Linked DNA regions of Homo sapiens: region 2 is linked to region 1. The links are chromatin contacts, found by Hi-C or POLR2A ChIA-PET in ENCODE. All regions are on one chromosome and are shown on one strand. Each heading gives the region's core, a stretch centred on a gene start or an enhancer-like site at or near the end of the contact. The rest is flanking DNA. Distances are from core to core; before and after follow the strand shown. Region 1 holds the start of PDCD6-DT (PDCD6 divergent transcript). Region 2 has its middle 8.7 kb from the start of MIR4456.

Region 1 (6,181 bases), core at 1-2,500:
GAAATAACCCCATGAAATAATGAGAATAATTGTAGTATTCTGAACCGGGGCACAGGACACAGGACCGGGGTGGAAGGCGGCACGAGACTACGCGCGTGGGAAAGACCCAGGGATCACAGTGGCCCAAAGCTGGGCACTTCCCAATTCCGGGATTTGTGCTACAGGCACTCCAGGCTCCACCTTAGAACTGTGTCCAGCACGAAGGCAGTGCTGTCTTGCGGGAGGCAGGGCTGCACCACCACCGGGGTGTGAAGGGGCCCAGCAGGCAGGGGTGTGAAGGGGCCCAGCAGTGTTTCCAGCTGCACGGGGTCAGGGGCCGCGCTGATGCAGAGCACGGGGGCGCAGGTTAAACCTAAAGGAGGGAAGCTTTTGGGGGCGGAACAGACAACCGAGAATGCTGCACACTGCCTTTCCCACCCGAATTGTGTTTTGACTTTTTTTTTTTTTTTTTTTTGAGACAGAGTTTTGCACTTGTTGCCCAGGCCTGGAGTGCAATGGCCCGATCTCGGATCACTGCAACCTCCTCCTCCCGGTTTCAAGCAATTCTCCTGCCTCAGCCTCCCGAGTAGCTGGGATTACAGGTGTGCACCATCACGCCCGGTTAGTTTTGTATTTTTAGTAGATACGGGGTGTCTCCCAATTGGCCAAGGCTGGTCTCGAACTCCCGACTTCAGGTAATCCACTGGCCTTGGCCTCCCAAAGTGCTGGGATTACAGGCGTGAGCCACCGCGCCCGGCCTGCTTTTGCTTTCTTTTTTTTTTTTTTTTTTTTGGCAGAGTCTCGCTGTCCACCCCTGTAGTGCAGTGAGCTCGGCTCCCTGCGGCCTTGACCTCCCGGGCTCAGGCAATCCTCCCGCCTCAGCCCACGGAGTAGATGGGACCACAGGAGCCCACCACGCCCGACTACTTTTTGTAATTTTTGTAGGGATGGGGTCTATCCATGCTGCCCAGGCTGGTCCGAACTGCTGGGCTCAAGAGCTCCGCCCGCCTCCGCCTCCCAAAGGGCAGGGATCACAGGTGTGAGCTACCGCGCCCCGCCCAGAGTTTCCGACTGTTAGCAAATCACATTCACCTCAAAACTATTTATACAAGAACTGAAAGGCAAACTAAGTCCGTGCTCCATCACTTCCTGTCCCAGGTCGCGGGGCCGGACATTTTCTCCAAGCGCTTTCCTGGCACAGCGCGCAGGCGGCCTGCGCCAAAGCTCTGGCTTCCTCCAGGCGCCCAGACCCCGCCCTCCCCGCAGGCGCCAGGGCGTTGCCTGGCAACTTAGCTGCGAGGGGATTGGCTGCGCGGGACCCCGTGACCATCCCGGAGACCACGCATTTCCTGCGCCCCCGGAAGTGGTGATAATGCCAGGCCCTGCCCCCGGCAGAGGCGGAAGCGGAGTCGGCCTGAGAGGTCTCTCGTCGCTGCAGGCGCCTCAGCCCAGCCGCGTGCCTTGGCCCATGGCCGCCTACTCTTACCGCCCCGGCCCTGGGGCCGGCCCTGGGCCTGCTGCAGGCGCGGCGCTGCCGGACCAGAGCTTCCTGTGGAACGTTTTCCAGAGGTGCGGCCTGGCACCGCCCGGGCACCTCCCGCCTCCGCCGCGGCGGCCCCGACCCCTGTCCCGACTCCCCCGACCAACCCCGTTCCCTGCCGGTTCTACTGCGGCCTCCTCCGTCCCCTGTCGGGTCCCCCGCGGCCCCCTCCCGTCCCCTGCCGCCGCCCCCGACCCCTGCCCCAGCCGACGCGGCCGCCCCCGTCCCCTGGCGGGTCCCCCGCGGTCTCCCCCGTCCGCTGCCCGGTCTCCTGGGGCCGCCCCTGCCTCCTGCCCGGTCCCTGTCCTGTGCGTCGGGCCCTTCCCAAGATGCAGAGTGCGCCACTGCAGACCCGAGGTCGCGGCCACCGGCTCCTGGGCTAGGCCCTTTTTCTCGCCTCAAGAGCCGCCAGGTGGAGGGTCTCCAGGGTGCTTGTTTGGGGAAAGCGGAAACAGACTGCCTGGGCGCTGTTAAAATGTCAGCAGCCAAGGAAGAAGCAGCGACCTGGCGTCTGCTCGGGCCAGGTGACCTTTATGGCGGCGCCTTCTGTCCCTGGTCGCTTTTCCACCGAATGTCCGAAACTGTAGTGACTGATGGCCAGGGAATGGCTTAGTTATCTGAGGGAATCTTGTCTTGTCTGTGAAAAAGGGAAACGGGTGCAAATGGGAATTCAGACAGGCCAGGAGAGGAAGGAAGGGAAGGATTGAGGTGAAGATGATTGTCCTCTTAGGGGAAGACCACACTGGACGTCGGCTCCTGGGGCACTTCCTTGATTCCGCTGTACTCCTCAGCGGGACGGGAGAGGCGGAGGTTCCAGGAGGGAGCCTTCCAGAGTCGGTGCAGGGTTGACAGAAGACGTTTGTTTTGCTTTTCCTGAACTTTCGATCGCCAGCTTATTTGGTCTTCTTGATGTTATAGGGTCGATAAAGACAGGAGTGGAGTGATATCAGACACCGAGCTTCAGCAAGCTCTCTCCAACGGTGAGTGGGCCAGTGGGAACTGGGTCTCCGGACCAAGAAGCCGCGAGCCTGCCCTGTTCACAGTGGATAACTTTCTGAAGTTGTTTTTCCAAGGACAAAGGAATCATTAGGACAAATTGTTATTACTGCTTCGTAGTGGAGATGCTTCTGGTTTATTTTGTGGCTACCGCTGTTACTGCTTGGAGTGCCTCACCGAGCCAGCTAACAACTGCGTGCGTGAGCACAGGGAAAGGCTTCTTGAGAAATGAAAACTAGATTGTAGGTTTAGGAGGGGAATAGGAAGCTTAGCTCTGTACAGCCGAAAGCCTTTTGGTAAGTTGGAGGTCCTTGAATTTCCTGGGTGACTGCATCTTGGTGACTTCTCTGAATAGACCTTCGAGGGCACTGGGGGGTGATTGTTGGAGGGCTTGGGGAGCTCAGGCAGCCCTTGTATGGGAATGTGGCTGTTACAGGAACTGCAGAAACTGGGACTGGGTTCCTGGGGAAAGGATTGGGGGTGTTGGAGGCGCTGGCCAGGGGATTATGGGGAGGTGTTCTTATCAGTGTGCGAATACTGGGCGTTCAGGCAGCGGGAAATCCGGGTCCTTGCGTGTTGTGAGCTCCCTGGAATTACGTTCTTGCCAGTTTCAGCTCAGTTGATCCCCCTCCCCTCCGCTATCATTGGACACATTTTACTTCATTGAAACCTGACTGCCACTTTTTCTGTAATCCCTCAGGGGCAGTCATCTTTTCTGATTCTGTGTATAGTTTGCTTTTCCAGATCCGTGCCATTTAAGCTAGAAAAGGGGTCAGTTTTGAGATGTTGTGAAAATGTTGAAAGGCTTCTTGTTATTAGTGGGAAGTATCTGAAGTTGCCAGAGACTGAACTGGGGCGCGGGGAGCACTACGGCTGCTAGACACTGCCTCACTGCGCTGTGGGTGGGGGGGTGCTGGATTCAGCCTTACTGCCTAATGATTTGTGAGGATTTGTGTTTTCAGAGTAACATTTTTACCTTATATTACGACATCAGTTCCTAATATGTGGCGTGTGGGCCACAGATGCTGGTGTATTATTTCACATGCATTTCTATAGATTGTTTTCAGGGAATTCAGAAATGCTGTTATCTCTACACTAGTGATTGTGCTTTCTTGGTTTTTCTCTTTTCATTATTCTTAAATCCTCGTTTTTTTTTTTTTTATTTGCATCTCAGTTCGTTTTTACTCGGGAAGTGCAAGACGTGGCTACTAGAAAGAGATGTCAAGAGAACCCGGAATCCAGTAGGCTACAATTTGGCAAATCTCAGCTTAAAACTTCCTAAATGTTGACCACAGTGGATGCAAATGGCTCTGTGCATCACCTGTTAAATATGGTCAGATGACCATCCAGGTTCAAGTGGTTTGTCACCAGGGTGATACAAGCCACACGGAGTGCCCTCCTCAGAGGCCATGTTTCAGAGACATTTATTTTGAGTGGTTTTCCAATGAGTGATGCAAGATTTATGATCCATTTTAACAGCCTGCTTTTTATGCATTTGCTCTAATTTTTAGATTTTAGGTTTAGTTTTAGGTTTTCTGTTAAACTTGCTCAAATAGGAGTGGTGGTCAAATACTGGACCGCATTAGTATGGTAGCCTGCCCACCTTGGCAGGCTCCACTGGAGTGCTTTGGGGCCTGCCTGGATTCCAGTCCTGGCTCTACCAGTTTTGTGTCCTCGCCGTTACTGGGAGGGAGTATTGAGGAAATGCATGCGAGGTGTTTCCGTGATTCCTGGCACGGAGCAAGTGCTCAGTAATTGTCAGCTGTGAGTATTAGTAGTAGCTAATACACTGGTACTATTCTTGGCTAACAAGCCAGCTCAAAGCTTTGATGGTTTTCCATTACCTGATGATGGTGATGATGGTTTCCACTTACTCAACACTCACACGCTGGGCTAGGCACTTAACCCAAATCCAAGGTCAGCATTATTGTTTGGGGGTGGGGGAGACACCTCCTGCTCTGACTTGTGTGTTTGGGTTCCTGTATTTTCACCAGAGGGAGTTAGTCCTGCCCCAGTTCAGCTGGTCCTCAAAGTGTATATAGCTCTTTAACCATCAGCAAGTGTCTATCAGAACATAATCTTGATTTCAGCTGCTACTAAATATCTACCAGGAGACTGCTTGAGAGAATTGCCTGATGGGTGCTGAGTCCACCATTCCTGAGATACTTTGAAATCAGTGGCTTAACCCAAGCTGTGTATCGGGACCCTCTCACCGTGGTCCCAATGGAGTCACTTTTCTTAGGCGCCCCCCTTTACCTTGGGCTCTGAGCTTCCTCTGCCTTTCATCTCTGTGGGATGAAGCCCCACCGCCCTTCAGGATGCAAAGCCCTCTTCTCTAATGTGAGTGCAGGGCCAGGTGCAGTGGCTCACGCCTGACCTCCCAACACTTTGGGAGGCCGAGGCAGGGGGATCCCTTGAGCCCAGGAGTTTGAGACCAGCCTGGGCGACACTGTGAGACCCTGTTGCCTGAATTGCCCTGGGAGATTTCCTCAGCTTGTGCTGGGGGCATGTGGCCCCATGAAGCCCGTAGTCACTGTTCACCCTGAGAGACGCTGGCTTTCGGGCTCACACACCTGCTGCGGGGCAGCCCCAGGAAATGGCCACCCCATTTCTCCTGGAGCTGCGCGTGTTCTCAGAAACTGTGGTGGCCGTTCTGTTTTGTTTGCATCTTATAAACGTTTACCTGATGACATTTTCCTCTTCAATTTAGCTGCTAGAAAATTTAAAGTCAGGTTGGTGGCTCACCAGTAATGAGAGTTTAGAGTAGAAGTAAACTTTATGACATAGTCTTAGACTCTTCACTTTCTTCTCAACCAATATGATTCACATTTACTTTATTTTGCTGTACCGTGAGTGTCTCTGTGTTTCCTGAATTCCTTCTGGAATAAGGCAGGTTGTTAGTAAGCACAGGTTTCTGGTCCATCTCACAGCCTCAGGCAGTGGGCATTGCTGTCGGTGCTCCCTTTCCGGGTTACCTGTGGTAGCTCTCAAGTTGCAGGGCTGCGATTTGAAGCCTGATTTAGTACACCGTGTTTCTGTTGTGTTCTGTGGTGGTTTGCTCCTCACATGTGAGCATTCACCGTGGCCCTGTGTTTTTCCACCACACCTCTGCCTGGTGGCATCCTACTGGATGTCTCAGCCGAGCCACTCTGTTCTGAAGATGCCCTTGTCCTCCACCCCTTTGCTTTGGGCTCTAAGCTTCTTCTGCCTTTCATCTCTGTAGGATGAAGCCCCACCCGCCCTTCAGGATGCCAGCCTTGGCAACATTGTGAGACCCTGTTTCTACAAAAAGTAAATGAGTGTAGTGGTGCACGCCTGTATTCCCAGCTACTTGGGAGGCTGAGATGGGAAGATCACTTGAGCCTGGGAGGTTGAGGCTGCATTGAGCTGAGATCAAGCCACGGCACTCCAGCCTGGGAGACAGAGCGAAACCCCATCTCAAAAAAACAAAGAAAGTGGATGCGCGCTGCTCCTGCCATTGGATCATCGCAGCATTTTTCTTTTCTCTGATATGCACCTTTTTCCTCATCGTGGGGGCTCACGTTTTCATAGTTCCCTCTCACTACTAGGTTGTGAGCTGCGTGAAGGAAGGTTCATAGTTGTGTTGTATGTACAGGCACACAAAATTTGTCCTTGGATAAACACATATCCTCTTCCTTCTTCTCT
Region 2 (6,181 bases), core at 1,448-3,947, 270 kb after region 1:
ACCTGGGGGGGAAGGTGACAGTGCTCTTGTCCCCAACCCTGGGCTGCCTGGTAAGACCTGAGGGTCTGGGATGAGCTCAGGGCCTGCAGCCCTCTGATGTCTGCACAGACACAGCTCTGTGGGAAGCAGGTGCCCTGGTGAGACCCTTTCGCCTCTGGGCCCCTCCACCTTCCCCTGCTCCTCACAGATGCCCCCTGCCCATCACAGGGCCTGAGGCAGAGGCTTTGAGGGGGCGGGGCCTGGAGAGGGCCTGGGGCGGGGCATGGGGGAGATGGGCGTGGTAAGCAGGTGGAGCCTCTTGAGGATGACACTGGGGTGGGGCTGGGGAGGGGCCGGGGCCCTAGGCTGACCCCGGGAGGGAGCATCACCCTCAGCTGCAGGCAAGGGACGGGGCTGCTGGTGAGAAGCTCAAGCACAGGCCCTCAGTGAGGCAGGGAGAAAATGGCACAACCGCGGTGCCTTCCTAGGACTCTGGCTGTGCTGTGGGAGTCGGTGCTGTCCACTCTGTTTGAAGCTCTCAGGTGGAAGGGGCAGGTGGGGCATCTGAGGCACCGACCTCAGCTCCCAGCCCTGAGCAGAGGACGAAGGAGCCCAAGGTCCGGGAGAAGCCCCTTTTCCCATCTCTGGGGCATGGGAGGGGCCTGCACTGGCTGAGACCCAAGTTTCCAGCAGGTGAACATCGGTCCTGGTCCCACGTGCAGGGCAAGGACGACCCTGAAAAGCCCCTGAAAAGCTGGGGTGCCCACCGTGTCTCTGAAAGGCTGACGTTCCCACCGCATCTCTGAAAGGCTGACGTTCCCACCGCGTCTCTGAAAGCTGGCGTGCCCACCACATGACGTTCCCACTTCATCTTCTTAGGTGCTTTTCTTGAAAAGTTTTGTTTTTGTTTTTGTTTTTTTTTTCAGGTAACAAACTGTCACCAAGGTCATGCCTAGGCCCTGTCTTGACAGCCCTCAGTGGCCCCGGTGTGTCCCCTGGGAGCACAGGCCCCATGGGTGGCCCGGCTCTGACCCCACGGGCCCTTCCTTCTGCCGAGGGCACTTCTCAGGCTTGGGTGCACAGGGCTTGGGTGTGTGGCTCCTGCCTGGGGCCCACTGAGCCCTGAGCTGCACCAGGCCTCGACCTCGGAGCTGAGGTCTGGGTCATCCTCCCAGGGAGGGTCTGGGAGACCTCAGGTCAGAGTATCCCACAGACCCCACAAGTGACATCCCAGCTCCTCAGGCCAAATCTCCTGGACCCCAGAAGGAGCAGCTGTATCAAGAGGAAGGCTTTGGTGACGCTGCTGCAGGGACAAGGACTGCTCCGTATGGCAGAGCCAGGTGCGAGGGGCTCGGGTGCGACGGGGAAGCTTTGGCAGCAGGAAGCAGAGGCGCGGGACAGCGGGAGGGAGGGTCTGGTGTTCTAGTGCTCGGTGGAGGACCGCTGAACGTGCTTAGGCAGTGACATGAAAGCCATCAGGGCAGAGGGACAGGCAGAGGCCCCAGCATGCGAGAGGCAGGTGGGCGTGCGGGGTGCAGGGACCTGCGGAGGACATGGAAAGGTGTCAGCTGAGGGCCCTGATGTGTCTGGGGTCACCTGCGGAGGAAGGTCCAGGGGAGGAGCCTGCTGCAGGCGGGTGGGGAGGGTCTCAGCACCACAGCAGCCGGGGCCAGGGCTGGGCTGCAGGGCCAGGTGGGTCCAGTGAGTGTGCTCAAGCCGCCTCGTGGAGGGGAACTGGCAGAGTGCTGAGCAGAAGCCAAGGTGCCGCCACTCGAGGGGCCGGATGCTGGGGTCCCAAGAATGGTAAAGTGGGGAAAGCCGCTGAGGGCCTGGATGCTGGGGTCCCAAGAATGGTAAAGTGGGGAAAGCCGCTGAGGGGCCGGATGCTGGGGTCCCAAGAATGGTAAAGTGGGGAAAGCTCTGAGGGGCTGGATGCTGGGGTCCCAAGGATGGTAAAGTGGGGAAAGCCGCTGAGGGCCGGATGCTGGGGTCCCAAGGATGGTAAAGTGGGGAAATAGGACAACAGTGTCGGAGCTGGTGCTGGGCTTAGTTGGAGACACCCAAGGCCTGGTGCAGCTGAGGGCTCAGTGGGCCCCAGGCAGGAGCCACACACCCAAGAGCCTGAGGTTGAGGCTACAGCGGAGGCCAGAGGGAGCTGGGCTATGGAGGAGGATGCAAGGGTTCTGGGGCATCACCCTGTGGGCATTTGAGGTCCCCAGGACAATGGCAGGACAGGAAAGCCAGGTCTTTGAGGGTCCTGAGCACACGCCTGGGACAGCAGCTCTGGCCCACAAAGGCTATAGTGCCCTTGGAGCCTGGGGGGCTCTGGGCAGGGCCCACGGCTGAGTTGCCTGGAGCCTGGGGTGAGGGGTCCAGGACAGACACTGGGAAAAATCACCTGTGGTGACCCCCGCCTGGCCCTGCATCCCTCAGTGGCTCAGAGGTGGCCCGAGGTCACGCCGAGGCTCCGTCCTCTCCTCAACCCCGTGTGGTTTACCACGTCCTCATCAGCCAGGGGGTGACTAACTGCCAGGAACAATTGGCAAATGGGACCGTGGGTGGGAGCCCATCCATCCTCCAAGCCCACGGTCCAGGCCAGCGCAACAGCTTTCCAGACCACAGGCTCCTGTCGGGGATTTCAGAAGATCCGGAAATCATTTTACGACCGCATTACCTTTAGCCAACCTTGCTCATTGGAGGAAGGTGAAGGTTTGGGGAAGTAAACGCAGCCGCGAAGCCCCAGCCCAGTGCTCTGCCCGTGAGGCCGTGGGAGGGGCTGGTCTCACTTCCACTTCCACTTCCTGTTTAATTTTCATAGGCTTTAAAATCACACAGGCAGAGTAGGGAGGGCAGGCGCTGCCCTAGCAGAGAGCTGGGTCAGATGTGGGTTCACAGGTGGAGCCTGGCACATTCGTCCCCGAGAGTGAACAAACAGCACCCCGGGCCCGGCTGCCCATTCCTTGGGATAGGAGGACAGCAGGACAGGAGGCATCGAGGACACAGCAGCTTCCTGCTCTCACACGCTGAGGGGCCGGGGCCAGGCCTTTGCGCACCAGGCATCCCCTCAGTAGGACTCAAGGCACTGCACGCCCCCCAGGGGTCTCCTTCCTGCCTCCAGTCAGGCTGTGGGACCTGAAGCTCCCCAGGGGCCTTGTCTGGCTTGGCTCTGAGGTGGGTCCCAAGTGTCACATGAGCCTGGTGAGACACAAAACCCAAACAGGGCCAGGAGACCACCAGGGAGGCCAATGCTCTTGGGGTGTGGGTTGGAGGGGCCAAGCCTCTGAAGCTGGTGTCCCCGCCTGCTGGCCATGTTGGGGTGCCTGTCTCGTGCCACCTGCTTGCAGGCCAGGGGGTTGTCACTGTATTTCCTCCAGGTCCTGTGCTGCTCAGGACTCCCTGACCCACTGGAGGGGATTAGCAGCTGAGGACAGCTCTGAGAAGCCTGGTCGGCCCCGGGTCCTGCCCAGGCATCTTCAGCTGCGTCTCCTCACCGGGTCTCTGAGTGAGAGACGAAGCCAGCTGGACTTCCTGGGTTGAGTAGGGACTTGAAGAACTTTTCTGTCTTACAAGAGGATTGTAAAATGCACCAATCAGCACTCTGTAGCTAGCTAGAGGTTTGTAAAATGCACCAATCAGTGCTCTGTAAAAACGCACCAACCAGCACTCTGTAGCTAGCTAGAGGTTTGTAAAATGGACCAATCAGCACACTGTAAAATGTTCGAATCAGCACTCTGTAAAATGGACCAATCAGCAGGACATGGGTGGTGACAACTAATGGAACAAAAGCTGGCCACCCCCCAGCCAGCAGCAGCAACCTACTCTGGTCCCCTTCCATGCTGTGGAAGCTATGTTCTTTCCCTCTCCACAATAAATCTTGCTGCTGTTCACTGTTTGGGTCCACACCACCTTTAAGAGCTGTAACACTCACCGCAAGGGTCCGTGGCTTCATTCCTGAAGTCAGCGAGACCATGAACCCACCGGAAGGAACAAACTCCAGACACATGAGGACCTGTCTGTGCATGAATGCAGCTGTGTGTGCTGTGACAAAAGCAGCTCTGTGGGACATAGGAGTGCTGGGTGTGGGGGTCCCAACCAGATGACCTACCGGGACCTGTGGGCCCAGTGCTAGCCAGGTCTTAGTCAATGCCACTTAAACTAGCCAATTGGAGGCCCTTTTCCACTGGACATGCTGCCGGACTCATCTCCCCTTCTGGACTGAGGGCCTGAGGCCTGAGACTCCATGACCTGTGGGTCAGCACGGGCCAACCGCCTCAGTGGATGGAGCCCAGAGGCTGGATGTGGCCAAGGGCCTGAGTTCTATGGGGCCTTAGGCATCCTGGTGCCCCTTCCCATGGGGTGGGCAAGGCCCGCTGGAGGTTGTGAGGTGTCGAGAGCTGCAGGACATACCACAGGGCGGACGGCAGGCTCCTGGTGGCCACAGTGGGCCCCTGACCACTGACTTTGCAGAATGTGGCCAACTCTTTGTGGAGGGGGAAGAGGGAAGCTGACTCTGCCATGGCCTCTGGGGGTGTCCGTGCTGTGTCAGCAAGTGGGTCTTGGGTGCTCATGGGACCCTGCTGAAGCATCCTTGCTGGGGCCTTCCATAGAGCAGTCACTTAACTGTCTCAGGCCTTCTTCTCGTACAGGCTCTTCCATGGGGTTTTGCTCCCCTAGGGTCCAGCAGCTGAAAGCACAGCAGCCTCCCTGGCTCTTCTCAAGGCCAGCGTCCAAGGAGGGATTGCTGGGGCTGCAGGGAGCACAGGCAGGGCCTCCACCCTGGCCCACCACACTCGCTGGGCAGAGCCCCGCACAACCAGCCCTGAAGCCTGGGATTGCACCTGCTACCCTGCAGGCTAGGTCCTGTTCCAGCCCCAAGCTTTCTCTCCTCCTGTCCTGGCCCCTACAGGTCACGGTGGCTCTGGGAGCCCTGGGAAGGCCCGGGAAAGAGGAGGTCAGGGAAAGTGACTTTGCTTGTCCCTGCAGGGTCTGGAGCAGCTGCCAGGGCTTATCAGGAGGAAAGTCTACCCCGAGGTCACACCTGTCCTTGTGTGGTCCCAGCACTGACATTGGGCAGTCCTATGACCATGCCACCCGGGAGCTTTTTTCAGAAGTGGTGCTAGTGCCAGGCTGTGACCCCAACACCAGCTGCCCTGCCCTATGAGGCCAGCCCTGGGGTCTCCGGATGGCCTTTTGCCGTCCTTTGCCCTTTACCCGACTGGAGACTGAGGCTTGGCTGTCTTAATCCCTGAATGGCCTTGTTCTCGGCTGGGGCGCCATATACTTGGGGCCAAAACCGGGTTAAGGATGGGGCGAGCGGCTCGGGAGACAGCCCCTCCTACCAATAAAGTTCACAGAATTACAGGGCTTGGACTTTGTGACACCTGATTATGTCTGTTGCGACACCCACTTCCTGCTCCCGGATAACTGAGGCAGGAGAGGCCACCCCACAGCTTGTGGGGCTTGAATGGCCAGGAATGGGGTTCCCACCTGCTGCTGCCTCTGTCCAAAGACCAGGATGGGGACTGGGAAGCCTCATGTTTAAAACTTGGACTCAGAGGGTCTCCAGGTGCACCCTGCAGGGACCCTCACCCCTCTGAGTCCAAGTTTTAAACAAGGGACAAGGCGTGCCACTTTGGAGTCAGAGTTGCTTCAAAGTGGGGGCTGTAGCCTGGAGGCCTAGACAATGGCTGCCAGGCTGACTGGGCAGTGGAGAGGGTGAGTGCTGGGGGCACCGAGGGCAGTGCCGGGGCCTCAGGAGCAGCTGCCCAAGGATGGCTCTTCCCTGGACCCTCATCGCAGGCCCGCCCCCTCCTAGAGACCCAGTGGGCTGCAGCCTGTCCAGGTAGGGTGGGGCTGGGGGTACGAACTGTGCAGCCCTCAGAAGCTGCAGACCTGGGTCCACTGCCCCTTCGCTGGGAGTCTTGGCACGGGAGATGGTCAGGGCCACAGGGGCCAGGCAGCCAGGCCCATGACCTTGGGTGTGGTCTGCCCAGGACAACCCTCCCACACCGGCCCACCCCTGGGCCACCTGCCACCGTGAATCCAATGCAAGGCTGTTGTGACACTCACTCCCTGCTCCCAGATAACTGAGGCAGGAGAGGCCACCCCACAGCTTGTGGGGCTCGCTGGCCAGGGATGGGGCTCCCACCTGCTGCTGCCTTTGCTTTGCTTGCCTGACGCTGAGGCACCAGGTTGGAGGAAG

What was found. A loop is a pair of places that touch in the nucleus more often than their neighbours do. ChIA-PET counts read pairs that join two places held with the same protein, here RNA polymerase II (POLR2A). Pooled maps may share reads with other maps.
Region 2: a pooled map shows a loop between it and region 1 (8-fold over the local background). The contact joins the enhancer-like site here to the promoter of PDCD6-DT in region 1. A Hi-C loop is called at or near these places in 1 of 37 single-sample maps with no recorded cell type and 5 of 50 pooled maps. POLR2A ChIA-PET finds 5 or more read pairs at or near these places in 3 of 52 experiments (GM12878, activated B cell and activated T-cell).

What each region holds. Positions count from the first base shown.
Region 1 is chr5:270,274-276,454 of GRCh38, forward strand. It overlaps PDCD6-DT (PDCD6 divergent transcript), which reads right to left and starts at 1,251. Exons shown (of 2, transcript NR_104613.1): 1 at 1,072-1,251. It overlaps PDCD6 (programmed cell death 6), which reads left to right and starts at 1,373. Exons shown (of 6, transcript NM_013232.4): 1 at 1,373-1,548; 2 at 2,438-2,499. The coding sequence starts at 1,448. PDCD6-AHRR (PDCD6-AHRR readthrough (NMD candidate)) reads left to right here and starts at 1,373. Exons shown (of 13, transcript NR_165163.2): 1 at 1,373-1,548; 2 at 2,438-2,499. RefSeq lists enhancers at 1-414, 1,076-1,165 and a silencer at 1,456-1,665.
Region 2 is chr5:541,459-547,639 of GRCh38, forward strand. No RefSeq gene overlaps it. Among named protein-coding and RNA genes, the nearest start is that of MIR4456, 8.7 kb to the left of the region's middle. RefSeq lists an enhancer at 1-460. Within about 2 kb of position 2,698, at least 8 of the 41 ENCODE cell types and tissues checked have a DNase peak (open chromatin) inside an H3K27ac peak, as active enhancers do; they include GM12878, where a contact is called at or near this core.